2 separate regions of the Homo sapiens genome follow, and region 2 is linked to region 1. A link is a contact called in ENCODE Hi-C or POLR2A ChIA-PET data. All regions are on one chromosome and are shown on one strand. Each heading gives the region's core, a stretch centred on a gene start or an enhancer-like site at or near the end of the contact. The rest is flanking DNA. Distances are from core to core; before and after follow the strand shown. Region 1 holds the start of LINC02308 (long intergenic non-protein coding RNA 2308). Region 2 overlaps STON2 (stonin 2).

Region 1 (5,440 bases), core at 1,308-3,807:
CAGGAGGCCTGGATTTGGATCCTGACTCATTCACTTAATCATTAAATCATTTAACAGGTCTTTGGCAAGTTACTTAGCCTCTCTGTGCCTCGGTTTCTTCATTTCTGAAATGGGGATATTAGCACCCACCTTATAGGTTCTTATGAGGATTGAATGAGTTAATGTACATCAAGTGTTTAGGACAGTGCCTGGGTCATAGTGTTAGGAATTATTGGATGCTATGAATTTTATTATTTTGAATTCATTTAAAATTCAAAACAAACTTTGCTCTTAAAAATTCCAATCGGTGGGCTGGGCGTGGTGGCTCACACCTGTAATCCCAGCACTTTGAGAGGCTGAGGCAGGTGGATCACCTGAGGTCAGGAGTTCCAGACCAGCATGACCAACATGGTAAAACCCCATCTCTACTAAAAATACAAAATGAGCCGGGCATGGTAGCGCATGCCTGTAATCCCAGCTACTTGGGAGGCTGAGGCAGGAGAATTGCTTGAACCTGGGAGGCAGAGATTGCAGTGAGCCAAAATCATGCCATAGCCCTCCAGCCTGGGCAACAAGAGCAAAATTCTGTCTCAAAAAAAAAAATAAAATGGAATGCAATGCAATGAAATGAAATAAAATAAAAATAAAAATAATTCCAATTGGCTTTTATTTCAGGAAACCTGCATTTTAGTGATTAAAAAAAAAAAGAAAAAAAAGGTAGGCACAAAGATATACTCTCTGTCTTTGTACCTTTGCTTGCGTTGTTCCCTTTGCCTGAAATCCCTCCTTTTAGACCCATAAAACTATCACATATTGTCCACTCTCCCAGAGGCCAGGACTCATTCTATCACACTCTTGTCCCCCAAGCAAGACCCATGGCTCCTTTTTACTTCTCTGTGTAATTCTTGACATGTTCAATAAATGTTTCTCGAATGGAAACGTGAAAGAAAGTAAGAGACATTATTTTCAATTCTTGCAGTTTGCGAATGCAACACTGTAGTTCATAGTGGACTAATGTCCTCCCTCTCAGAGAATGAAGGGATTGGCAGAGTGACTTGAGGAGATGGTGCCAGTCTCAACAGTAGGAGGGAAAAACACAAAGAATAACAAACAGCCCAGTCTTTCACTAAAAGGGGCTCCATCCTCCAACACCATGTTTTCCTGGATTGGGGAGAAGTAGTAGCATAGGGTGACCCAGAGGGGGACTGTGGACTCAGGGCAACCTCTGTATGATTCCAATTCTGTTATCCAATGGCTGTTTAACCCTAGAACCAAACATCTCTGAGCCTGTTTTCTTGCCTGTAAAATGAGAGTAATACCGGCCCCAAAGTGTAACTTTGATGATGAAATGAGATAATAGTGCAATGCCTGGCACTTAGGGAATGCTTAATTAATGTTTTTTTAAATGAATGAAGAGGGCTTTTAAAGAAAGTGCTATTGTTGAGGGAGACTGCTATCCTTGAAAGCACAGAATTGCTTGATGCTATGCACTGTTTGTCGCAGATCAGTGATTGATTCTCCAATCTTCACGGGGCCACCTCCTCAGACTCTCAGTCCAGAGTTGAACCACAACCAATAAGTCTGGGAGGCAGGATTTGGAACCCTCCTTCCCAAATCCTTCTCCTCTCCAGCTGGCACAGAAACACTCCACATTTGCAGCTTCCACAGCAATTACGAGAACCTACACCCTTTTATTGTTTGACTTTCCCTAGCGATGGAGCAATCACATGATTTTCACAGGAAAAACAACTCTGGGATCGGAGACAGTCTGGATTGAGCCATGAACTTTCTGGTCCCTGTGTCTGAGTTCCCAGAGAGAAAAGACATTTGATGCTGGCAGGACGAGGGCTGAGCTGGACAAAAAACACAGCCAGCACATGCTCATAGCAGGCTGGCCAACTGAGCAGGTTGCATTTCAGGATTAAAAACAGTAACGATCCTAACAAAATAGAAGCTCATATATACTGAGTGCTAAGTACCAGGTACAGACATCGTCAAGCTGAATCATCACCACAATCCAAGATGAAGATTTTGTTATCTTCATTACATCAAGGGGGAGAAGTCAAGGGCTTAGATGGCATTTCACCCCTTTTGCACTCCCCAGAGCCTACGTGTTTATCCTCTAGCTCCACGTCTACCTGTAGCAGCAGCGTTTCCAAGCTCTTTGCACACAAATCTCCTGGAGATCTTGGAATGCAGATTCTGAGATTCTGCATTTCTAACGAGCTTCCAGGGAATGCTGCTGGTCCAGGGCCTTTAGTTGCAAGGGTTGGACCGGTGGTCTCAACCTTGGTTGCACATTGGACTCACCTGAAAGCTTTCCACATACTGATGCCTTGGCCGCATCCTGGAGAGTCTGATTTTGTTGGTCTGGGGTGCAGCTCTGGCACAGCATTTCTAAAGCCCTCCCGTTGAAGGAATATGCAGCCAGGGCTGAGACCACGGTTCTGGAGGGAGGTAATATCTGCAGGTTCTTGAGGATACTCCATTACCCTGAGCTCCCCTTTCCCAACCACAGGGACATCCATGGCTGGGCTTCAAGGACGCCCTTGAAGAGGCCTCTCCCAGAAAACTCCAAGCCCATGAAAAGGCCAGAGCCACCACCTGTTTCCTTGAAATAGTTAGCAGCTGTGCTGGGTGACCTCATCGCTCTGGCTCTGCCTCAGGCCAAGCTGCGATCTGAAAAGCCCTCCTCCCAAGTCGGGGCTCTCCTTGTGTTGGGGGCAGAGCGGGAAGAGCCGCAGCTCAGGAGGAGCTGCAGGTTGATGGCAGAGCCCGTCTGGGGCTAGTGGGAAGAATGAGAGTGCAGGGAGGGGGCACCCCAAGGGACTTCACAATGGGCAGTCCCTGGGGTGTGACGCCATGGCTGTGAGCGCAGCTGACTGCCTCACCCCTGGCTTCCTCCATTGCTCACCCTCCCCAAACACTTGGGAACTGATGAAATCACGAGGGGGTTCTTGTCCCCCTCCTGTAAGTGATGCATAAACAAACAAACATTGAAGTATGCAAGTAAAAATGCAAAGCCCATTTCTTTTTTCCCGTTTCCAAGAGGTAATCACCTATAGCAGCTGGGCTTATGTCCTTCCAAATCTTTTCTATACATCAGTGTGTGTATTTCTACACACAAACATACATATGCAATCCTGTTTTATAAACAAAAATGCATCATAGAATATAAGTCCAAACACTATCTTGCATATTTTTTCCATGCAGTTATATATACTTACCAATTGTTTTAGTGTCTGGAAACTTGTCTGGAAATCAGAATCTCTCAGGGGTGCTTTTTAAACATTGAGATTGACAGGTCTCACTTCAAACCTGCTGAATGAGAATTTCTCAGGGAGGCACCTGGGGAAGTCTTTGTGTGTGTGTGTGGAGAGAGAGAGAGAGACAGAGAGAGAGAGAGAGAGAGAGAAACAGGGTCTTGTTCTGTTCCCAAGGCTGGAGTTCAAGGGCACAATCGTAGCTCACTGCAGCCTCAATCTCCCGGGCTCAAGTGATTCTCCCACCTCAGCTTCCCATGTAGCTGAAACTACAGGCATGTGCCACCACACCTGGCTGTTTTTAATTTTTTTGTAGAGACAGGGTCTTGCTATGTTGCCCAGGCTGGTTTCAGACTCCTGGCTTTAAGTGATCCTCTGAGCTTGGCCTCCCAAAGTGCTGGGATTACAAGCATGAGCCACCATACCTGGCCTATATTGATATTTTTAATAAGTGTCTCAGGTGATTCTTACGGGAAATATCTTGCCTTTTTAATGCCTGTACATGTCCCATGGATGTACTATCATTTATTAACCAGTTCCTTTCTGTTGAACATTTAGTTTGTTTTCAGCCTTTTTCTTCATGCTACAAACAATACTACAAACATACACGCATCGTGCAGATCCCCATGTGTGTTTCTGTAGGATAATTCCCTAGGATTGGATGGCTAAGTGCAAGGCTTGCCTGGAACTTCTTTTCCCCTCTAAGACTGCTCGTATTTGAATCATGGAACCTCATAGCAGGACAGAACCTTAAAATCTGTGTAAAGACCAATACTGTCCTCCTATAGAAATATAATGTACGTTATACATATAATTTGAAACTTTCAGTAGCTACATTAATTTTAATAATATATTTTTACTTAACCTAATATATCAAATCTATTATGATCTGAACATATAATCAAACAAAAAGTATTAATGAAAGTACTTGCTATGGTCTGAATGTTTGTTTCTCCTCAAAATTTATATGTTGAAATCCTAACCTCCAAAGTGATGGTGTTAGAAAGTGGGGCCTTTGGGAGGTGATTAGGTCATGAGGGTGGGGCCCTCAGAATGGGGTTAGAGCCCTTATAGGAAAGGCCTGTAATCCTAGCACTCAGGAGGCTAAGGCAGGAGGATCACTTGAGGCCAGCAGTTGGAGATCAGCCGGGGCAACATAGCAAAACTACATCTCTATGAAAATAAATAAATACATAAATAATTTTTTTTAAAAAGAGGCCTGAGGCCAGGTGTGGTGGCTCACACCTGTAATAGCAGCACTTTGGGAGGCCGAGGTGGGCGGATCACCTGAGGTCAGGAGTTTGAGACCAGCCTGGCCAACATGGTGAAACCCCATCTCTACTAAAAATACAAAAATTAGCCGGGCCTAGTGGTGTGTACCTGTAATCCCAGCTACTCAAGAGTCTGAGGCAGGAGAATCACTTGAGCTCAGGAGGCCGAGGTGGGAGAATGGCTGCTTGAATCAGGGAGGCGGAGATTGCAATGAGCCATGATCACACCACTCACCACTGCACTCCTGCCTGGATAACAGAGCGAGACTCTGATTCAAAAAAAAAAAAAAAGAGGACTGAGAGAGACTCCCTCACCCCTTCTACCATGTAAGGATAGAAAGAAAAGGTGCCATCTGTGAAACAGAAAGTGGGCCCTTGTCAGGCACAGAATCTGCTAGGGGCCCTGATCTTGGACTTTCCAGCCTCTAGAACTGTGAGAAATAAATTTCTGTTGTTTATAAGCTACCCAGTTTGTGGTACTTTGTTATAGCAGCCTGCGTGGACTAAAACAATATTGTCCATCTGCTTTTCCTGTGAAGTCTTTGGAGACTGTGTGGGTTTTACACTTAGAGCATGCCTCACTGGCACCAGCCACATGGGACAAGTAACTGTTGTATGCGGTAGCGCAGATCTAAACCTTTTATTTTACTTGGAGAATATTCATAGGGGACAGGAATAAATCATGGAGCAGCTACGATCTACTTGTCCCCGAATAAGCACTTAACATCCATTATTGTTACTGTGCCCTTGAGTTGCTGCCCGGAGTCCCTGTCCATTGCTGCGGTTTGGAATTATCCCTCTCTGCCTGCAGAGCTGCAGACGTGGCAGGAGAGAGTTGGGAGGGTGGGGCAGGGTGCAGGCAGAGTTCTGGACAGGGATGCAGGGCAGCGACTGGGTGAGTGAAGCAGCTTCTTTGTGAGCCCTCGT
Region 2 (5,501 bases), core at 902-3,401, 65 kb before region 1:
GAAAGAAAGTACTGGGCTTGGAGCTGACTCTGCTCCCAGGGGCCAGACCTTTGATGTCTGAGCCAGGTAAAAACAGGATGCTGCCATCATATTTCAAGCCACATCCATCCAGCTTGAAGGAATAAAGTGAAGGAAAGATCAATATCTGCTTCTTCTCCTTTCCTATGAGGTTAAGATCAGGGACCCTGGATCCAGACTGCCTGGTTTGCATACCAAATCCAGCCCTGTAGCCTGGAGCAAGTTGCTCAAATCCATTTGTTCCTCCTTTTTCTCACCTGTAAAATGGAGCTGAAGAGAGTACAAACCTCCTAAGGGGATTAGGTTAATACTGATGAGGCACTAGCAAAAGTGCTTGGCACAAAAAGAGTACTCAACATGGGTTAGGTGGTGATGGTTATTATTCTCAAACATATATTTTTGTCCAAATCGACTTGACATCTCCATCTGGGTCTCTAACTTTACATGTCCAAAACTAAGCTCCTGTTATTCCCTCCAAACCAGCCCCTGCATCCTTTCAACTGCTCAGAACAAAACCATCAAGTCATCCTTGATTCTTCTCACAGTTGCTCCATCACAATTTTTGCTAGTCCTACCTTCAAAATACATCTGGAATCCAATCACTTCCTGCCTTCTCCAAGCTACCACCCTGCTGCAAGCCACAATCCTCTCTTGCCTGGATGGATACAGTGGCCTCCTACCTGGTCTCCTTGCCTCCACCTCTGTCCTCTCCTCCCAGTCTATTCTCAGATACACCACTCTCAACCGCTACACCATAGCTGCCACACAGTTTTAACAGAATTACTGTTGAAACTCAAGCTGGATCAGGCCACACCTCAGTTCAAAACCCTCCATTAGCTTTCCATCTCACCCACAATAAAAAATCAAAGTCCTCAACATGTCTGCCAAGGACCTGTGTGTCTGAGTCTCTGTAACGTTTCTGCCTCACCTCCTTGTCTTCTCTCCACATTCACTCTACTCCGGTCACACACCAAGAGCACAGGTGCCCCTCAAGGGCTATTCACTTGCTGTTCCTTCCACATGGAAGACTCCTCCCTACTTTCTGCAAGGCTTGCTGCCCCATTTCCCCCAGGTCTTCACTCACATTTACCTCTCAAACAGTCACTCCCTGGCCTTATGGAAAATTTCACATCCCCCTCACCATAGTCCCTTGTTTTGCCTCATTTTTCTCTCCTTCCCAGTTTGTTACCTAACACACTTACTGTATTATTTTTATTTATTTATTTATTTATTTTATTTTTTGGAGACACAGTCTTGTTCTGTTGCCTAGGCTGGAGTGTAGTGGCACAATCTCAACTCACTGCAACCTCTGCTTCCCCAGTTGAAGCAATTCTCCTTCCTCAGCCTCTCGAGTAACTGGGATTACAGGCGCCCGGCTAATTTTTGTATTTTTAGTAGAGACAGGGTTTCACTATGTTGGCCAGGCTGGTCTCAAACTCCTGACCTCAAGTGATCTGCCCGCCTCAGCCTACCAAAGTGGTGGGATTACAGGCGTAAGCCATCGCGCCCAGCCCCTAACACACTTATATTTACTTCTTTAGTGTGTTTCTGGTATGAACCCCCCTCCCTGTCCCCCCGCAGAATGTGGGCTCCATGGGGCACGAGTATTTGGCTGTATCCACAGTGTTTGAACATGACTTGAACGTGAGCATAAAGCGGGAAATCAAAATAACATGGATTATGTGAATAATAAATCTGCAAGTTGTCAGCTAATACAGTATTTTTCTTTCTTCTTGTCCTTCGGGATCCTGGGTAGATTAAAATTTTAAATACATATATTTTGATGTCATGTCCTTTATATTTTGATGTTTAATCACCAGAGTTATAGGATTTTTTTGATGTGTAAATGTGCCCATCCATGCACAGAAAATAGATCTAACTCCATTCTTTTATCTGTGGCTCCTCTGCTTTTTCATAGCTGGCAGTATGAAGCAGCTACTGCTCCCAGGACTAGCTCAGAGGAGCTCTTGTTCACTCCCCAAAAGCTCCATTAGTAACAGATTGCCCAACTGTTAGGCAACTTCAACGTGGGGAGAGCAGGGACTGTGTCCAGCTCTCCCATAACTGTATTCCCAGCACCTACATTTTTTTCTGCATGAATGAACTAGTTAATTGATGCATGCTTGGGTGGTTTATTGTGTTTTGTATCCCACACCAAGGGTGAGCTAGGCCACATGGCCTCTCTGGGTGAGCTTGCACATTCTCTGCAAGAGGAGAATATTGGAGTTTTAATAAAATATTCTGTTTCCTTTTAGATACTGGAAAGAGTTATTTTTAAGAACACTTCACCATCCTCCGTGGCATGATGACACTTTTAAATACAACAAAACTATTGCTTTTAAATGTGCTTTTTAAAGCAGGCCTCAGGAAAAAAATATAGGTGTAGTTGTGTATGTGTATGTATGTATGTGTGTATGTATCTATGTATATGTCCATGGTGTGTATACACTCATGTATGCACATACATATGTGTGTGGAACAATGGGAAATCATAACCCTATGAAAATAGCTGAAAAGAAGGGGACAGGATGGGTAAGAGGCCAGTTTCCTTGCCTATCTTGTTTAAAAAACAACAAGCTGACTTCACTGAGGGCGCCATCCTTCAAGTTCTACCTAACAGCTCATTAGCCCCACAAATGGGAGTCAGTCACTTAGTCATTCTGCAGAAGGTTTCATGTCCATCTTTTCTCTCTCCTTTCACTAGTCCAGCAAATCCTAGGTGGGCACCTACTAAGTTCCTCAAACCATATTCTGGAATAAAGAATAAATTAGATAGACAAAGTCTTTCCCTTTATGGAGAAGAGAGATAATAACAAGTAAACTAATGCATATTTGACCCAATTGCAGGTAGAGGCATGGGCTGTGAAGACATTTGAAGCAGAAAAAAGCTAGAGAGTGGAGGTGGAGGGTTCTGGCCCCCCGCTGCAGAGGCGATGCTTGAGCAGAGTTTGGAGTGAAAATGTGGAGGAAAAGCTCTCAGGGCAGAGGGAACAGCCAGGGCAGCAGTGAACTGGCCTGGAACGGCGAGAGAGGCAGTGCAATTACAGCAGACGGAGCCCAGGGGAGAGGATCAGAGACGGCATCAGCCCTGAGAAGGAAAGGCTCTGCTGAAATTTATTCCTGGGTACAGCATCCTCTGAGACGGACTCCACAAAGGTCATTAACTACATTTAGAAGCACAGAAGAACAATTGAAGGTATTAAAAAAAATAAAGCCTCTTCTGTTGCAGGGGGAATTACATATGCATGCAAAATGCAGTAGGGCCTTGTCCACATATTCACCAAAAGGGTTGGGATATCTTATTCCACCCCCACCCACCACTCACTACCCCCATTAGCCAGAATGAACAACATAATAGAAATTAACGGCGGGGCTAGTCTTCTTCAGGATGAAGCCTCTCAGCTGTCACCCCTGCCTCCCTCTTAAATGGCTGACATCATCTCTGATCCTCCCCCAAACAAGTGGCTCTTTCTCTGGTCCCAAATAATTAGTTTCCCCAGACACAATGGGAAGGCCTTAGCCCAAGCTTTTAGGGAAGACGTTTGAAGCATAAGGGAATACTAGTGTTTTGCTTGGGCTATGGGACAAAAGTTCCGGAAATGAAAGGGTTTTTTTGTTGTTGTTTGTAATTATGCACATCCTGCAGTATCTGCATAATGGGTCCAATTCAGCCCTGGCCTTGCAGAAAAATTACCATGTCCCTGGAGGAAGGTCAGCATATGAGTGAACAGGAAGCTTCATGCTGACAATAGTGCCTTAATTTTTTTTTCTTTTTAAATTTTAAGGATGAACTTTGCTCTTTTAGTCCATTTGTCTGCAGGCATTTGCAGACATGTTCTAAACACACCCACACTTGTAAAATGTACGTACTTAAAATCAGCCTTGGCTTTGAGAGAACAGTATAAAGATTTTGGATGATAGATGGGCTGACTGCTATATTCTTCCCGGTACCTGGTGGAATTTTAAAGCCAGAGGAAGCCTTATATGTTAATCAAACTTTTTGTAACTAGAGATAGTCAGGAACACTATTGGCTAAAGGACTCAACGTGAATAAGACATGAGATGGGTTTAGGTTCATTTTCAAAAAAATTTCTTTAGAGAACTATACAAAATTTCATTTTGATTTAACACCAGAAGGTTGTTTTTTTTTTTTAAAACATGCTGGTTCTGCTCATGGTTTTGTAGAATATCTATGCATCTAGTTCAGAGTTCAATAAATGAGTTTTCAGTTAAATTTGTTGACATTTTTCACCATACAACCTTAAATCATATGGCAACCTCAAATGGGAGATGTGAACAGTGTTCTTGTGGCTAATTTAAGTATTTGACATTAAAGGTTCTAATAAAAATCTTCTAAAGAGCTCACTTATCAACATGGCCCGACTCAAATGGGTCTTATGAAGTCAAAGAGGTATGAATCCCTCATTTGGCCTCCCTCAAATTTCAAGGGTTTTAATGTTGAACATAATTTTCATAAAAGATTCAAGGGGTATGATTCCATATGCTTCTTCATTCCTAGTAAACTCAGGTCTGAAGAACTGATGCTCTTTTTCCATATATATGGTTATACAAAGGCTTTTGTCAGGCCAGGCGTGGTGGCTCACGCCTGTAATCCCAGCATTTTGGGAGGCTGAGGTGGGTGGATCACCCACCAGAGGTCAGGAGTTCAAGACCAGTCTGGCCAACATGGTAAAACCCATCTCTACTAAAAATACAAAAATTAGCCAGGCATGGTGGCGGGTGCCTGTAGTCCCAGTAACTCAGGACGCTGAGGCAGGAGAATCACTTCAACCCAGAAGCGGAGGTTGCAGTGAGCTGAGATCACACCACTGCACTCCAGCCTGGGTGACAAGAGTGAGACTCAGTCTCAAAAAAAAAAGGCTTTTGTCACTCTCATTTTATTTTAATCATATTTTTATTTCTTTTCTTTTTTTTTTTTTTTTTTGAGATGGAGTCTCACTCTGTCACCCAGGCTGGAGTGCAGTGGCACAATCTTGGCTCACTGCAACCTCCGCCTCCCAGGTTCAAGCGATTCTCCTGCCTCAGCCTCCCAAGTAGCTGAGACTACAGGCACCCACCACCACACCCAGCTAATTTTTGTATTTTTAGTAGAGATGGCGTTTCACCATGTTGGCCAGGCTGGTCTCAAACTCCTGACCTTGTGATCCGCCTGCCTTGGCCTCCCAAAGTGCTGGGATTACAGGCGTGAGCCACCGCACCTGACCAATTTTAATCATATGTTTCTAAGGGAGACTGTATATCTCCTTTTTTCCCTGGCCAACCGTGATGGCACTTATTCACTTCAAACCCTGCCCTAATTAAAGTCCAAGAGAAAGTTGTTGCCTTGATGATTTAAGCATTTCTGGAGTTGTTTTTCCTACCAGCTGTTGCTCCTGGTTTTCCAATCAACCTTGGTATGCTTCAGTGCACAATAAAATAAGTAGCAGCCAGGTCACTAGGGTGGGGACTAACAACTCCCTGGC

The links. A loop is a pair of places that touch in the nucleus more often than their neighbours do. ChIA-PET counts read pairs that join two places held with the same protein, here RNA polymerase II (POLR2A).
Region 2: a map of Caco-2 shows a loop between it and region 1 (2.3-fold over the local background). The contact joins the enhancer-like site here to the promoter of LINC02308 in region 1. A Hi-C loop is called at or near these places in 2 of 168 maps with a recorded cell type or tissue (Caco-2 and mammary epithelial cell). POLR2A ChIA-PET finds 5 or more read pairs at or near these places in 3 of 52 experiments (A549, B cell and activated naive CD4-positive, alpha-beta T cell).

What each region holds. Positions count from the first base shown.
Region 1 is chr14:81,447,600-81,453,039 of GRCh38, forward strand. LINC02308 (long intergenic non-protein coding RNA 2308) reads right to left here and starts at 2,558. Exons shown (of 3, transcript NR_109999.1): 1 at 2,290-2,558. RefSeq lists an enhancer at 1,881-2,855.
Region 2 is chr14:81,383,005-81,388,505 of GRCh38, forward strand. All of the region lies in intron 3 of STON2 (stonin 2), which reads right to left. Among named protein-coding and RNA genes, the nearest start is that of STON2, 15 kb to the right of the region's middle. RefSeq lists an enhancer at 2,979-3,479. Within about 2 kb of position 2,152, at least 2 of the 41 ENCODE cell types and tissues checked have a DNase peak (open chromatin) inside an H3K27ac peak, as active enhancers do.